Linked DNA regions of Mus musculus: region 1 is linked to region 2. The links are chromatin loops, found by intact Hi-C in ENCODE. Cell type or tissue: left cerebral cortex. All regions are shown on one strand. Links, peaks and the distances in the headings refer to the core of each region. The heading gives the core; the rest is flanking DNA. Region 1 holds the start of Fbxo33 (F-box protein 33). Region 2 overlaps Mia2 (MIA SH3 domain ER export factor 2).

Region 1 (8,329 bases), core at 184-8,183, 91 kb after region 2:
ACCCCCCCAAAACATTTTAATGAGCTCTTACTGCAGTTCCAGACAAGCAGGAGGTCTTGGCCTCCTTTAGAAAAAGATTTCTGAAACCCTGTGTTTTATTGGCAAAGAGGTACTCTTTATTGTTGATTATCATCTGTTCTTAACACATTCAATACCAGTATGGCAGCCATAATCACTCTGACAAATCAAAACAAGCCAACTGTTATTCTCTCAGAAGATCAGTACCACTGATTATACCCTACAACTCTAGGTTAGCATAGCTCTTTTCCTGTGGGGCATGACTATGCATTGAGTAAGGCAATTCAGCACAAAGCCCGGAAGCGGAATGGCTGATACACTTCTGCTTAAAAAATGGCAGAAATCATAAAGCAAGAGCATTATAAATGAAAAGAATGTATGTTTACACTTCTTATTAGTTATTAAGTTTTTGGCGTACAGGAAGCACTCGGTTCAGTTCCCAGCAGCACTTAAACTGGCAGTGGTTGAACACACTTGTACTTCAACACTAGAAAAACAACAAAAAAACTTCTAAGTGACATTGTTAATACACTGTTTTAGGGTTGTAGTTTTTAATCACAGAGTCACAAGTGTCACTAATAGTTAAAAGCACCTATCAACTAAGCCACACCCCAGTCCAATATGATTTAATTTAAAAAGAGACAACATCAGTACAAATACGAATGTCCATAGTGAACACGCTACTAGGCACCACAGTGTACTCTCTCGTGGACAACCAACAGCTGTGAGCAGAAGTGAAAGCAGACTCAGAAGGGCAGACACACAGGGTTTCACAAACAAGTTACATTAGGATAGAAACTTAAATGGTAAGGATGAAAGAAAAAGAATTAAAGACAAAATGTGGTACAGTACTGTTGTGTATATATGCTATAGATCCATCCATAGATGATTAAAATACCAAAAAGAACTAGGCACTGAGAAGTTCTTACTTGAATCAAAGGCACTATGCCCTCCCTCCCGACTTTTTTTTTTTTTTTTTTTCAGGGCTGGTTGATTACAGAACAAATCAGCTGGTCTCTAGCTATGCTCAACTTTGAGAAAGCCCCGAACCTGATTAAGAAAAATTTTAGCTTTGGTTATCTTAACAGATAAAATCAAAGCAAGGAAGTGGAATGGGTTCACGTGAAAGCTTAGGAAACAGGGCACTGGAAAAAATGGAGCCTTGTTCCCATAAATAATTTTTTTTCTTTTTTTTTGATTTTTTAAGACAGGGTTTCTCTGTGTGGCCCTGGCTGTCCTAGAACTCACTAACTCTGTAGACCAGGCTGGCCTCGAACTCAGAAATTCACCTGCCTCTGCCTCCCAAGTTCTGGGATTAAAGACGTGCACCACCACACCAGGTCTTGTTTTGTTTCTTGAGGCAGGAGTTCACAAAGCACATGCTGGCCTTGAACTTGCTCTGCACAAGATGATGACCTTGAACTCACTTAAGCTCCCTGCCTCTAGCTCCCAGGTCCCGGGATTCCAGATCTGTATCATGCCTGGCTTCCATACACAATGAGGCTAGAATACTTACAGTTTAACCTATTTGAAGCAGGGTTTCTCTGTGAAACCCTGGCTTTCCTGGAACTCACTCTGTAGTCCAGGTTGTCCTCAAAGGCAGAGATCCTCCTGCCTTTGCCTCCCAAGCTCTAGCTTTAAAGGCGTGTGCTGCCACCACCCTGCTTAAACTCTTGATTTAATTATAGATCACGAAAATATGTATGACACATATGACTTAGTATTAATCACAATCTATTCTCAACTCTATTTAACATAAAGATGGTGGGATATAGATTGTGGAAGGAAGGACACTGCTTAGAGGAAAACTGCCACACAACAGCATGTACATCACTTGACCTAGTAAGCACCCAGTTCTGCTCTCTACAGTACAATATTTTCTGCCCTGACCCTAGCAGTGTTGGAATGTCCAATCACTAATAATTATTTGTAAACTGCTGCAATTATTTTTCTTCCAAATTAAGAGTGACATTGTAAGTTTGGAATGAATATCCAGATAAAGAAAATATAAATATGGTTTGGCAGGCACTAGACTTTCATAGGGACTCTGTGCTGGAGTCCGAATATGGGCCATGAGCTCTAGGTGGAATTACACTAAAGTCCTGATGCACAATGAGTCTCATACTTAACCCCCACAGTATGCCCAGCTCCTTTATCCCACCCCAAGTTAGGTAGCGTTACTTTTGTGTGAATCACTGGGAGTAAGTCCAGCCTGATGGTGTATGGGATGCGGCTTCAAGTCTGACAATTTTCCTCCCCTAATGATTTTAACTAGCACTCCTCCCAGTCTTTGGACATGGCCCAGGCTAGTAAAACTATTTCAGGTAAGAAAAGGACTGTTAAAGAATTCTTATAGGTTAATTCTTGTAATCATGGACATCAGCAAGGAAACTTACTCACCTCGTCACTATGAATTAATTACCCATCACCAATGGTCAAATTCAGAATCAGAAAACCACCTTATTTTTTTGTACAGGCCTCACCCTTAACTCACAACTTTCCCACGCATAAGATAATGGCATTGCCCAGCAGCTCTAGCCCATGGACAAGAACGGATGAATGAAAGCATGCCTGAGACGCTCCAGGAGTCCCGTTATCACCTCTTCTGTCTCCGGAAATAGTCTGGTCAGGAACGGATAGCTGCACCTACACAAGGCCATCCTGAGGCCGGCCGGCACACCCCACGGGATCTTTCCCAAGGCCAGCGGAAGGCCAGACCCTCTCGGTCCCCACGCAAGCCTACCTGTTGTTCCGGATGCTGAGCAGCACGCACAACACCAGCTCCAAGTAGATGCGCAGTACTTCCAGCCAGCGGGAGGAGAGCTGCAGGGCCTCCCCGTCTTCCCCTCCGGTGCCCGTGTCGGTGCCGCCGCCGCTACCGCCGTCGCCCGGGCCGCCGCCTCCGCTCAGATAATTCTCCGCGGCGAACTCAACCCGCAGCTCCCGCACGAACCAGCCGCACTTGCGCATGAGGAACTCTAGCCGCGGCTGCTCCGCGGGCGAGACGCGGAGGCAGATGCGGAGCTGGGGCCACAGCGCTGGGTAGAAGAGGCACTCCCGCCAGTGCGAGCAGGAGGCCGAGGCCCGCAGCCGGTCGGGCGCCGGCAGAAAGGAGAAGATGTGCACGATGAGCTCGCTGGGCAGCGACGCGGCGCCGGCCGCCTGCCCGCACAGAGCCATCCGGCTCGGCCGCCGGCCGCCCGTCCCCGGCCGCCTGCGCAGTCCTCGCAGCAGCCCCCGCAGCCGGCGCAGCTGCAGCAGCCGCAGCCGCTGCCGCCGCCGCCACCGCACCAACCGGGCGGCCCCGGCTCGGGTTCGCGCTCCCGGCGGTCGGGGTTGCGGCACTGACAAGAACAACAACATCAATGACAAGGAAGAAGGGGGCGGAACCGTCGTGCGCCTCGGCGGAACCAAGTGCACTCGGACCGGCTGAGAGGGGGGAAAAGCTGGCGCGGGGAGGCCTGCACGCCGCTGACTTTCCGTACCGCAAGCAAGTGCTCCCCGGCCGGCCCGGGCAACGACCTCGAAATCCTCTCTCGAACGGACCAGGGATGCGGAGGCGACCGCGCTGCTTCCGAGGAAACCGTGGTTCTCCCGGTACCCGGACGCGGAGGCTCGGTAGTGGTAGGGACTGAGAGTGACGTCACGGCGACGGGCGGAGCCTGGCGCGGCTTTGCGAGACTTCCGGAACCGGGGGAGCTCCTGGTTGCCTGGATCGCGCGGCACGTGACCGTTGACGTCAGCGACCCGGGGCGGGGCTAGAGGCGTGGGGGCGGGGCCACTCTGGGCGTCCCTCGCCGGGTAGGTCTGGCCCTTGCAGCGTGCTCGAGGCGGAACCCCGGCGTGCTGCGCTAAGTCCCGACGCTTTCTCATTCGCTGGGCTGAGGTCGCGGCGCCCGAGGGCTCGCACGCCGGCTTCTTTTTACATCTTGTTCAGAGCAGGACAAAATCGGCTTCCCAGGAAAGGCGGATCGTGGCGGCACGCGGACCTTCCTCTTCCGACGTGCGGAGGCCGCACACGCCCCATTGCTGAACCAGTGACGGCAGCGCCACCTTTCGTCTTTAGAGGGGCAGGAAAAAAATGGCTAACGATTTTCATCTTGAGGGCTGGTACCCAGACTTAAATGCTCTCTGAACCCTTGTCTGCAAAAGTTCTGTATAATTAGTATGTTTTATTAATAGCTAACGATCACTTAGTGGTAACATCAAATTAGGAAGTTAAGACAGGTTTTAATTTTCAGTTTCTTAAAGTCATTGAAGTGTTTGTGAAGAGAGCTGTGGATACCTCTTCAGTGTACCACTGTACTTCTGTAACAACACACCCCTGTATACAAAAGTAACATGGATGAAATAAAGTAGCTATTTTGATAGTCTCTGATACTCCTACAAATAAGTTGGAGAGGAGAGCTTTTCTTTAGTTTGGTGCCCCCAAAGAAAGGGATTTTAAAAACAGCCCTTCACGTTCTCAGCATGCGAAGTATCTCAGTCAAATTGTAGGAAGCAGCGATATCTAAAGGGTTAAGAGATTTTTTTTTTCTTTTCGTTTTTCGAGACAGTTTCTCTGTGTAGCCCTGGCTGTCCTGGAACTCACTTTGTAGACCAGGCTGGCCTCGAACTCAGAAATCTGCCTGCCTCTGCCTCCCGAGTGCTGGGATTAAAGGCGTGTGCCACCACGCCCGGCGTGGTTAAGAAATTTTATGTCTGCTGCTTCAAACCACACTAAGAAACTAGCTAGTCTAGATATCTTTAGCTCTGTGATGTAACAGCAGACCTTCTGTCACATTTCTTTTATACAGTTTGGTGTCACGAACCTAGTAAACTACCAATAATAGTATTTTTTTGTTTTTGTTTTTGGTTTTTGTTTTTTGTTTTTTGAGACAGGGTTTCTCTGTATAGCTCTGGCTGTCCTGGAACTCACTTTGTAGACCAGGCTGGCCTCGAACTTGGAAATCCGCCTGCGTCTGCTTCCCGAGTACTGGGATTAAAGGCATGTGCCACCACGCCCGGCTCAATAATAGTATTCTTTTACCTCTAAATTTACATCAGCTCAGTTGGTACTTTGAATAAAAAATGTATTCCAGGTAGGTCATTTCTTTGAACCCTTGTCTGTAAAATTCTATGTAATTACCGTTTTATAAGCATTCAATGAACATTAAGTGGTAACAGTAAATCAGGGAATTAAGACTTGGATTTGGACTTCAGTTTCAAAGTCATTTAAGTATTTTGAAGAGAGCCGTAGACTTCTGGAGCTCCACTTTAGTTTACACCTCTGTTATGGCTATTCTTGGATGCCAGTGTGACTATATCTGGAATGAAGTACAATCCAGAAATGGAGGGCAAACTTGTGAAAGATATTCTGCTTGGTTTGAAGTGGGTAGATTTACTTCTAGTTGGGACCTTTGAGGTGAAAGACAAGCCTGATTTGGATCTTGAGACAGGAAGACACACCTTTAACCTGGGCCACATCTTCTGTTGGAAGTCTACATGTGGGGCTGGAGAGATGGTTAAGAGCACTGCCTGCTCTTCCAGACGACCTGAGTTCAATTCCCAGCAACCACATGGTAGTTCCCAACCATCTGTAATGGGATCCGATGCCCTTTTCTGGTGTGTGTGAAGATAGCTGCAGTGTACTTACATACATGAGGTAAATAAATAACTCAATCTTTAGCCAGGCAGTGGTGGCACACACCTTTAATCCTAGCACTTGGAAGGCTAGGTAGCACTTGGTAGGTGGATTTCTGAGTTCAAGGCCAGCCTGGTCTACAGAGTGAGTTCCAGGACAGCCAGGGCTACACAGAGAAACCCTGTCTCGAAAAACCAAACTAAAAAAAAAAAAAAAAAAAGAAAGAAAGTCTATATAACTTGGAAGATTGGAAGAAGAAAGGTTCTGCTCTTTGCCTGAGTGCTTTCTCTTGTAGCGCATTCATTTTTTCCCTGGCTTTGGAGCCTACTTTGGAATTCCAGAATATACAGACACCCAGTTGAGACACTTCCAGCCTTGTGGGACTGAACAGCTACTAAATTCTTGGACTTCCCATTCACAGCTAGCCATTGTTGGATTAGCTACACTGTAGTCTGTAAGTCTTCCCAATAAATTCCATATATATGGAATATATATAAGGTCTGTGACTCTAGAGAACTCTGACTAATACAACCTCTATAAAAACAAATTACATCACAGGTGGCAAAAATATTTGAATATTTACTAACATTCCATATTTAAATTAAATTATTTCCCAAAATAGGTTTTATAGATGCTTTGTACAAACCAGGATCCAATTAAGGGCCACACTTGCATTTCTTTATGTAATTTAAAAGTTTATTTTCCTCCATTAAATAATCTGGGAAGTATTTTTGCTTTTTTCCTTAAATGTCCTCCTCTTCCTCTAGCCATACACTTAGTAGGTCTGACAACAATTCATGATTCTTGCCTAAATCAGTGTTCAAATGGTAGTAACTTTCTTTTCCATCATTGCATCTACAGTTATTAGTTTGCATTATTCTGTTGAAGAATAGAAAATTACTGGCCTCTTGTGAAAACATGAATTTTTTACCTCGGAGCCCACCCCCTCCCATCTAGAGATTGTAACACTCCTAAACTTTTCACCCCAAAACTCCTCACCCTAAAGTTCGAACCCTCCCAACTAAAAACTGTTCCAAGAACATTTTTGAGATAAAGGCCTCCTAGAACAACCTCAAAATGAACCAGGTACTCCTTAGTTACGTAGGTTCCTTGATAGGACATGACTCCTTAGTTACGTAGATTCCTTTGGCAGAACTCCCTAGTGATGTAAACTTGTACTTTCCCTGCCCAGTTCTCCCCCTTTGAGTTTTACTATATAAGCCTGTAAAAAATTTTTGCTGACCGTCGATTCTCCTCTACACCACTAGGTGCCGCTAGGTGTATGAGTTTCGACCCCAGAGCTCTGTGCTTTCATGTTGCTGCTTTATTTCGACCCCAGAGCTCTGGTCTGTGTGCTTTCATGTCGCTGCTTTATTAAATCTTGCCTTCTACATTTTATGTATGGTCTCAGTGTCTTCTTGGGTACGCGGCTGTCCCGGGACTTGAGTGTCTGAGTGAGGGTCTCCCCTCGAGGGTCTTTCATTTGGTGCATTGGCCGGGAAACAGCGCGACCACCCAGAGGTCCTAGACCCACTTAGAGGTAAGATTCTTTGTTCTGTTTTGGTCTGATGTCTGTGTTCTGATGTCTGTGTTCTGTTTCTAAGTCTGGTGCGATCGCAGTTTCAGTTTTGCGGACGCTCAGTGAGACCGCGCTCCGAGAGGGAGTGCGGGGTGGATAAGGATAGACGTGTCCAGGTGTCCACCGTCCGTTCACCCTGGGAGACGTCCCAGGAGGAACAGGGGAGGATCAGGGACGCCTGGTGGACCCCTTTGAAGGCCAAGAGACCATTTGGGGTTGCGAGATCGTGGGTTAGAGTCCCACCTCGTGCCCAGTTGCGAGATCGTGGGTTCGAGTCCCACCTCGCGTTTTGTTGCGAGATCGTGGGTTTGAGTCCCACCTCGCACCTTGTTGCGAGACCGTGGGTTCGAGTCCCGCCTCGCGTCTGGTCACGGGATCGTGGGTTCGAGTCCCACCTCGTGCAGAGGGTCTCAATCGGCCGGCCTTGGAGAGGCCATCTGATTCTTCTGGTTTCTTTTTTGTCTTAGTCTCGTGTCCGCTCTTGTTGTGACTACTGTTTTTCTAGAAATGGGACAATCTGTGTCCACTCCCCTTTCTCTGACTCTGGAGCATTGGAAGGAGGTGCGGGTCAGAGCCCACAACCAGTCGGTGGAGGTCAGAAAGGGTCAGTGGCAGACCTTTTGCGCCTCCGAGTGGCCAACGTTTGGAGTAGGCTGGCCACCTAAGGGTGCTTTTGACTTGTCACTAATCGCCGCCGTCAGGCAAATTGTTTTTCAGGAGAAAGGGAGTCGATGTGGAATCTGACCCCGTCAGGAAATAGCATTTGGCTTGGCTGGTTGTACAAGTCCAGGCGTGGACGAGTGTGCTTAGAGATACTGGTGTCTTCTTTTTCTCTGTTGCTATCTTGTTTTTGTTTGTGGTTTTTGTCATGAGACACAGACACTGTATGTCAGAGGTAAAGTGAGATCCCTCCCTGTCTGTATGTCTGTGTGTCTTGTTCACTTGTGTGTCCTCCATTGGACCACCTTCTGATTCTGTTTTGTTTTTGGTTTGTCTGGTTTCAGGTCTGGTTTTGGTCCCAAGGAGTTGACTGATTATCTTGGTTTGGTTTTAGGCCGGTCTCAGGTTCTGGGGCCTTCCCATGGAGACAGGTCCATTTGGGTTGGTCA
Region 2 (8,329 bases), core at 83-8,082:
CACGGAATATAACAGAATGTACAATCAACTTGGGCATGAGAAAGTTTCCTTATGACCTTAGTAACAGCACAAGATGGCAGGCAAGACAGTTAAGAGTTACCAAGGCCTTAACATTTCACCTAGGCCTTAACCACAATCACCTGTAACTCCAGGTGCAGAGGATCCAGCACCCTCTTCTAGTGCCAGCACCAGGCACACACATATTTGCAGGCAAAATACTCTCATAAAATAAAAATAAATGTGTCTTAAAAATGTTAGCCTTGTGGTGGTGGCACACACCTTTAATCCCAACACTTGGGAGGCAGAGGCAGACATAACTTTGTGAGTTTGAGGCCAGTCGGGTCTATAGATTGAGTTTCAGGACTACCAGGGCTACACAGAGAAACCCTGTCTCAACAAAACAAAACAAAACAACAAACAAAACAACAGCAGAAACTTATTACTAAGTGAGATATAGCCTCACTTTAGCATTTTGCACACAAGAAATCTTTTGCAAACTTCTTTACTGTTACCTCCAAGATAATAGAGGAGGCATTTTATCTGCTCATTTACTTTGTAGGTTGCTTTCTGGGAGCTCATTGGAAAATGTAGGTAGGAAAAAGAACTATTGTAATATTGGAGTATAAGAGTCAGAGGGCCCTACCACAGGGTCTGCCCAGGAGGTGGCTTAGGTAGAAAGTGTGGGCAAAGGAGGCTAAACGTGTCCTAGAGGGGAGCATATTTGACCTAATACTGAATGAAAATTAGAGTTAGCAAAAGCAAGAAAAGATGGACATACTGTAGTGGAGATAACATTTTTAACACTCATGAAGTAGAAGGGAACATGACTTTTTTGTGAACTATACATAGGTGGTTCATCTTGGCGGAATAGGGAAGATTTCATAGGTACATGAGAATCAGATTAAGATTACATATCTCTGGCTGTCCTAGAATGTACTATGCAGATCAGGTTGGCCTGAAACTCCTAGAAATCCACTCACCCCTGCCTCCCAAGTACTGGGATTAGAGATATCTGCTCCCATGCCTGGCCTTTGTCTCATTTTTTAATGCTGGCAAATACTCATCTTAAAAATAATGCCAGCTGGCAGTGGTGGCACACACCTTTAATCCTAGCACTTGGGAAACAGAGGCAGGCAGATTTCTGAGTTCAAGACCAGCCTGGTCTACAGAGTGAGTTCCAGGACAGCCAGGGCTACACAGAGAAACCCTGTCTCAAAAAAACAAAACAAAACAAAACAAACAAACAAAAAATGCCAGCTTGGTGTGGTCTTTGATCACAGCACTTGGGATGTAGAGGTGAAAGGATCTCTGTGAGTTCTATGAATTACGGAGTTCCAGGCCAGCCAAGGCTACACACTGGGACTCTACCTAAAAACGAACAATGCTGTATAGGTCTGCCAAAAGAGTGTATGAGCTCTACTTGGTCCACTAGTCACACTTTTAAACCTCTGGCCCAACATATGGTGGTAGTGGTTGAAATGAGTGGAGGAACCATTTGGATAGGGGTCTAACTTGTAGATAGGGGTCATTGGATGTAGTAATTGATTTGTTTTAGCAAGAATTAAAGAGAAAAGTAAGATAGTTACAATGTTTGTAGCTAGCTAAGTATATGGTAGTACCACTAACTGAACAACTTTTTTGGAAACTACCTAATATATTTCCTTTTTTTTTTCTTCCTTAACTTCTTCCTTCCTTCCTTCCTTCCTTCCTTCCTTCCTTCCTTCCTTCCTTCCTCCCTTCCTCCCTCCCTCCCTTCCTTCCTTTCATTCTTTCTCTTCTTTTTGTTTTGTTTTTCTTTCTTTCTTTTCTTTTTTTTTTGTTTTTGTTTTTGTTTTTTTGTTTTTTGTTTTTTGTTTTTCGAGACAGGGTTTCTCTGTATAGCCCTGGCTGTCCTGGAACTCACTTTGTAGACCAGGCTGGCCTTGAACTCAGAAATATTGCCTGCCTCTGCCTCCCGAGTGCTGGGATTAAAGGCGTGTGCCACCACGCCCGGCTTTGTTTTTCAGTTTTTGAGGCAGGGTTTCTCTGTGTAGCCCTGGTTGTCCACTTGCTCTGTAGACCAGGGTGGTCTCAAACTCAGAGATCCACCTGACTCTGCTTTCTGAGTGCAGGGACTAAAGCCATATGCTACCACTTCCTAGAACCTACCTTCCTTTTCCTTCTTCCTCCTTCCTTTTGCCTTCCTTCCTTCCTGTCTTTTTTGAGACAGGGTCTCAGCTGGGCTGGAGTGCTCTTTGTACCACAGGCTGTTCTCAAACTGTGGCTCTGTCAGATCCCCCGCCTCATCCTCTACGTGCTGGTATTACAGGCATGAGCGACCATGCCTGACTTCATCATGTTCTTTAAGAAGCCCCTTCTCATTTAATTTTCTTTGTTAGGTTATACAAAATAGGTATTATAAAATAAAAAGATCCAGAAAGATCATTACTTTTTTTTTTATTTTTTATTTTGGTATGACTCAGTCTTAAAGATGATTATAAATGTCAGTCAGGTTAGGAGAAAAATTAGTACTAATGTTAATAGCTAGTCAGAATGAAGTCTTCAGTTTTCTGTTGAAATACTCTTTGCCTGGGTGGTGGTGATGCACACCTATAAGCCCCAGCATCCAGGAGACAGAGGCAGGTGGAACTCTCTGAGTTTGAGGTCAGCCTGGTCTACAGAGCAAGTTCTAGGACAGTTGGGACTACATATGGAAACCCTGTCTCAAACAAACAAACAAACAAACAAACAACCCCCGCAAAAGGTATTGTTGGGCTGGTGATGTAGCTCAGTGGAGGAGAAGTCTATGGGTTTAATTCCCCAGCACTGAAAACAATGGTAACAAGAAACAGTACACACACACACACACACACACACACACACACACTCTTCCCCTCCCCACCTCAGGCCAACTGTCAATTTCTAAAATGTGAGTTCATTTAAAAATTTCGGATTCCCTTGAACACTGAAAGATTGCAGTCTAGACGTCTCTAGTGCGGTGAACTGGGGCTCAACCTGACACAGCAGAGGAACGCAGACTTGTACGGTTTAAGTACACTCTGTGCACTCCGACAGCTTGCCTTCTCTCGGGCCGTCAGCCCATAATCATTGGACTAGATGTTCTGAAGAGTTTCTAACACACCTGAAATCTAGCAATCTGGGCACAGCTTTGACGCACGTATGGCATAGATCTGAAAAGCTTCAGTAAACAAACAAACAAACAAACAAAATTTGGAGCAATTTTCCAGTTAATTTTGAGTGAAAGGGGTTCTTTTTTCTTCTTCTCTAATATCTGAGGTGACTGTTGTAAGTAATTCGTATTTCAGGTAGATTATGTGTAGAGGCTTCTTCCTGGTCTCACTTGGGAACTAGAAGCACCCACAGCTTCTTAGCAACTTTATCTTATAGCGGAGGAGCCTCACGAAGTTCTAGCACCCATCTTCTCTTCCCCTGAATGCTTCATTAGTAATCAGCTCGGAAACTGCCCAGCTCCTGTTCAACAGGTAGCTCCTGATTCAATACGTTCTGAGAACTCTTACACCGAAGACTCAGAGAATAGCAATGTGGCACAACTTGTTGATTTTCCTCCCAGAGAGGAGTGCTTATGTGTGTAACACCAGTGCCTACCTAAGTGGGAGTGGCTAGTCCTTACAGCGTTGACATAGGGCCTTCATGAGGGAAACTGGTTTCTAGTCCGTGGACTAGGTGTTCTGGTTAGCAAGTGTCTAGTGTCCCTGGATATTTTTCCATAGTTATGAACACTAATAACATTTGCTGTTTATTTCCTTGAAAGAAGGCCCTTTATAAGATAATAAAACCTCATGCTTTCTTATGGAAAACCGTCTTTGAATATCGTTCCCTTGGTAGAAATTATGAACTCACTATGAATAGACTAGAATAAAATTTTCAGTGTTTCAGCGGTTGCAATCTTAGGATTTTCCTTTCCGATTGTGGATTTTAATGTGTAATATGTACGATATTTGAAAAAAATGCATATGTGCAGGCATGTGTGCACACATACATTTAACAAGTTATGAGGTCCCTGAAATTGGATTACGGGTTGGTAGTCACAGCTCCACCTATAGTACCCCTCTGTTACAGCGTCAAAACAGGATCACACTCTGTGTGGAAACGGGAGTGCAGAAGGTATTAAAATCTGGACTCTTTCTCAAGGATCTGAAGTAGTCAGGAGAGCTTTAGTTACATGTCCGGGTGTTTTAACATGAATGTCCTAGGACATGGAATTGGAAGGTCTGGGTGAGGAGGTAAGTGTCTACTCGCCAGTAATGCAGTCACAAGTTAGACTTGGGAATTGCACTGATTGTCAAGTTTACTATTTGTTTGCTTTAGGTGTGCTTGGTTTTTTTTTTTTTTCTTTTTTTTTTCTTTCTTTTAGAACTTCACTTGTCTCATTTATGCTTTTAGCATTTGTGATGATAACTATTGACCTTTGGAAAGGGCCATAGATTAACATAAGGAAGACAGACTGAGCAAAGCAAATGTTTTCTGTTTACAAATCTTAACAGCCCAATAAGATTGTAGAGCCTGTTAAGTATGCTAAGACCCACTGTAAAATTTGTATTTAATATAGTATCCTAACGGAACCTTAAACATCTCTGAAATTTCTAAAAAAACTTAAGCACACTTCTTTCCTGACTTTCATATTCACATAAGCTGATTTCAACACAGTCCAACATGTGCAGAAGTTGGGCACTACCTCAAAACAGGAGGATTGAGCAACTTCTGCTATCTCCTGATAGAAGCAGTTTCTGAAACTCCCTAGGGTGATGTGGCAAAGAACTTAGGCCTCAGTTTGGTCTTAGTAGTCACTGGCTGCAACCGTGGCTGTTTCTGATTTTGTGTGTGAGTGCTTGTGGCACGAAAGAGATGTGTTTACTGTAAGGGAAATTTACAAAGGTTTATGATTTTTATCAAGTTCTCTTGGGAGGCTGCTGCTTTTTGAGTTTCTTCTCTGAAGACTTGCGTTAGATAGTTTGGATAAGAATGATCATGTAGGTAAAGAAGACATAGAAGACAGGTTATCTTTTAAACCTTACGTTTCAAACCCTCTCTCTCAGGACTTCGTGCAATGGCTCTAAAAATAGGGCCCTAAATTTAGAGGACAAGCTGCTACATTTAGTTCTTTTGTGCGAACTCCTCGGGTCGAGCAGGAGTGCACACGGGCTCCATCTGGCACCCCGGTCCCTAGGGCTAATGCAGTTTCAGACTGGGGCGCCTGGCCAGCGCCCACCAGGTGGACCCCGGCGAGCGAGCGAACCCGAAGGCTGGCCCGACGAGGACCGACGTGTGCTCGCCCAGGACAGGTTAAACTCTGACCAGACCACACAGTTGACCCGGACGCCTTCGTGTCCAGAGTCCGAAGTGCGGACTCGCAAAGCAGGACGCGTGGGCTCGTGCGTCGCGGGCCATTTTTCTGGCCACAATTATGGCGGAGGCCGGCGTCTCTGTGACTGAGGGGTCCCCCGGGGTACGACAGTGTGGGGCTCAGGCTCTAGACGCTCGTGGCGTCTGCTCGTGGACGTGGGCGCGTTGGGAGCTCGGGTGGCGGGACTTTTTTCACCCCGGGACTGAGCCTTAGGTCCCGGGGTGGAAGGCGGCAGCCGCACGCTCCGGCTCCTCGTGCTCCGAAGTTGGAGGCCGGGGAGCGGTGCGTGGGCCCTTTAAGGTCGAGCGCGGACGTGGCCGCGGAGCTCGTGCAGTAGAAGGGGCGTCTCCGCCGCGCCGGCGAGACCAAGGCCGGGGTGGTGGGGGTGCGACGCGGGCTCCCCCCGCAGGGCCGCAGTGGTATGCGCCGGCCGCTAGTGCGTTCGCGTTCCCAGCGCTGCCCCGATCGCGTCGGGCCTGCTGCTGGCCGGCGGGCCGGCTGCGAGGCCTCCGCCCGTGGGCGCGGAGATGGCCGGGCCTGGGGCGGCGGCGGGTTGCGCGCGGCGGGTTCTGGAGCAGCTGCGCTGGGTGAGTTCTGGCTCGGGAGCCGTGGGCCCGGGGCGGCCGAGCAGCTGCGGCAGGGAAGCCGGAGCTCCAGCGCGCTCGCCCGGCCTGTACTCGGCCGCTGCTCGCCGCGGGGGGAAAAGGGGCCCCGGGATTGGGAAGGCATTGTGGACGTCCCAAAGGAGAGCGTGTTTTTGTTCCCGACCCCAAAGTCGGACGTCATTTATTTTGAACAGGGGGTCAGTTACACGTGGTTCTTCTGACTGCCGGAAACTGGAGTTTCTTAGTGATGAAACTTCTTGTCTCAAGCGGACGCCTAAGCTGGGGCCGGAACTGAGATTTTAATTCTGCATTATTTTCCCCCAGTAAAGAATGCCCTTCTGAAATGCTTTAACCATAGCGTTCTACCTCTTTTCGCGTTGTTAATGTAAAAGGTGTTCTTGTAAACTCTAGAGATAGTGAGCGCTCAGGAGCTAAAGTACATTTTTTTTTCCTGTTTTATTTTGTAATCAGGTGGCAAAGGTTTTTTTCCTTTAGTGTTTGTAGGTGTTTTGTTGTTGTTGATAATATTTCGAGACACCCCCCCCCCCCCACACACATACAGAGTTTTAGAAAACTGCATTGTATTTTTTTTAAGACCATTTAAATATTGCAGCTGTTCTGATTAACCAATTCGGGTTATCTTCTTGTTTTGTGAACTTAAAGTAGTGTTGACATGAAGGTGTTTCTTTTATTTATCCAAGTGTAGTGTAGTGAGGGCACCCGCCCATGAATGAAAAAGTTCTGTGGAGGTTCTAAATGAACTAAGGATTTTGCCACTGGCATCCAGCTGTCTTTTAAAGGAAAGAAGACACACAACTAGTCCATAGTAGCACACATACTAAGCAAGGAGACGGAGAGATTGTATGCATATTCTTGGAGGTTGGGAAAGTCTTAAGAGGCTGAGCAAATAACATACTCTGCTGCTCAGAGGATAAAGTGAGCCAAGGATGGGACGTGAAATGATGCATGCTGTAGACAGGTGGGTCCCAAGGACTGCTGTGGGGTACAGTAGAGCCCTTGAAGGCTTTTCAGTATTTTGGCTACTATAGATTTTCTTGGTAGTAGTATGCATGTAGCCTAGATGTCAGGGAACAAAACTCAAAACAGGAAATGAGAAATGACTGAGGCAGGGATACAGAAGTTTGGTCCTAAATGGGGAACTAGGAAGAGCTGAAATGGGTATAACTTCTCGATTAGTTGTGGAGAGGGGTGGGTAGTGGAGAAAATCTAGAATACTCCTAAATTTCTGGCTGTGCCAGTAGTTATTGAGATGGGGTTTATGGGAAGAGAATCATATATTGTAGATGAGAGAGAATTTTCAATCAATACCTCTTCCTTCATTGAAATCAACAATTAGTGCCCCGAGGAGATACCTGGAGTTGGAGCCTGCATACACAGTGCTAGGCTTCGGGGACCTCTAACTCTAGCACTGGTTGGAGGTGTGTGCAGGGGAATCCCAGGGGGTCACTGCTCACCAGCTTAGCAAACAGTAGGTGAGCTCTAGGTTCAGTGAGCGCGCACATGTGAGTTTAGGTGGCCGAGGAGGCCAGAAGAGGGCATCAGATACCCTGGAGCTGGAGTCACAGGTAGGTGGTTGGGAATGGCCTGCCGTGGATTTTGGGAACCTTGTGATCTCTGGTCCTTTGCAGTAGCAGTAAATGCACTTCACTGTTCACTCATCTCTCTGGGCTCGGCTGTGTGATTTTACATTTTAAAAGTATATGGAGCTTTATTTTAGCTTGATGTATGGCTTGGTTGTGAAGACCCTTGTGTGTACAGCTGAGAACGTGTTTTCTGCTATTGTTTTGTGGGATTTTGTTAGTATGTAAGGTCTGGTTGGTTTGTAGTGTTGTTTCAAGTCTTCTGTCTTTATGCTGACTCATTGAAAGTGAGATCTTGAAATCCCTAACGACTATTGACGAATTATCTGTTTTGGTTTTTTTTTTTTTTTCCTTTATTTCATTTTGTGGTTCTCTTGTTGGGTAAAATATGACCTTTATCTTAAGAATGAGCTAGCTTTTGCGGTCATCCTTTTTCTTAGTAACAGTTTTTGTCTTAAAGTTTTTTGTTTTTTTTTTTTAAATCAGATATCACAGTTGTCACGCCACTTGTTTTTGACCAGTTAGAATCTGGGGCCACTGAGGGAGGAAGTTTTTTGAGCTCACCCAGGAAGAGGCGAACTATGTAATCAGCTGCAAGCCTTGAGCTGCATGGTGTGCAAGAGTGTTTCAGGAGCAGTGTGAAGCGGTCTCCGTTATACAGTCGGTTACAGTCCTAGTCCGTGGGGAGGGATGATGGCAATACTTGCCTTCTCTTGAGTATCTGTCCTCGGGATCCTAGAGGCAGATGCTGTTACCAT

The links. A loop is a pair of places that touch in the nucleus more often than their neighbours do. Peaks named below come from ENCODE experiments on the same cell type or tissue, not always from the same donor. Only the 100,000 strongest peaks of a DNase experiment are listed, where the experiment ranks them.
Region 1: it touches region 2 in a loop (5-fold over the local background); 11 of 42 quality-filtered maps call a loop at or near these places.

Annotation. Positions count from the first base shown.
Region 1 is chr12:59,216,099-59,224,427 of GRCm38, forward strand. Fbxo33 (F-box protein 33) reads right to left here and starts at 3,385. Exons shown (of 4, transcript NM_001033156.4): 1 at 2,762-3,385. The coding sequence starts at 3,381. In left cerebral cortex, for the core only: a CTCF peak has its summit at 4,076; DNase peaks (open chromatin) are centred at 2,849, 2,918, 3,427, 3,732 and 1 more place; H3K4me3 peaks cover 4,192 bases; H3K27ac peaks cover 2,034 bases.
Region 2 is chr12:59,125,653-59,133,981 of GRCm38, forward strand. The region is part of intron 6 of Mia2 (MIA SH3 domain ER export factor 2); the gene reads left to right. Among named protein-coding and RNA genes, the nearest start is that of Gm24233, 4.3 kb to the right of the region's middle. In left cerebral cortex, for the core only: CTCF peaks have their summits at 4,059 and 5,776; DNase peaks (open chromatin) are centred at 3,548, 4,113, 4,838, 5,218 and 2 more places; H3K4me3 peaks cover 3,446 bases; H3K27ac peaks cover 2,124 bases.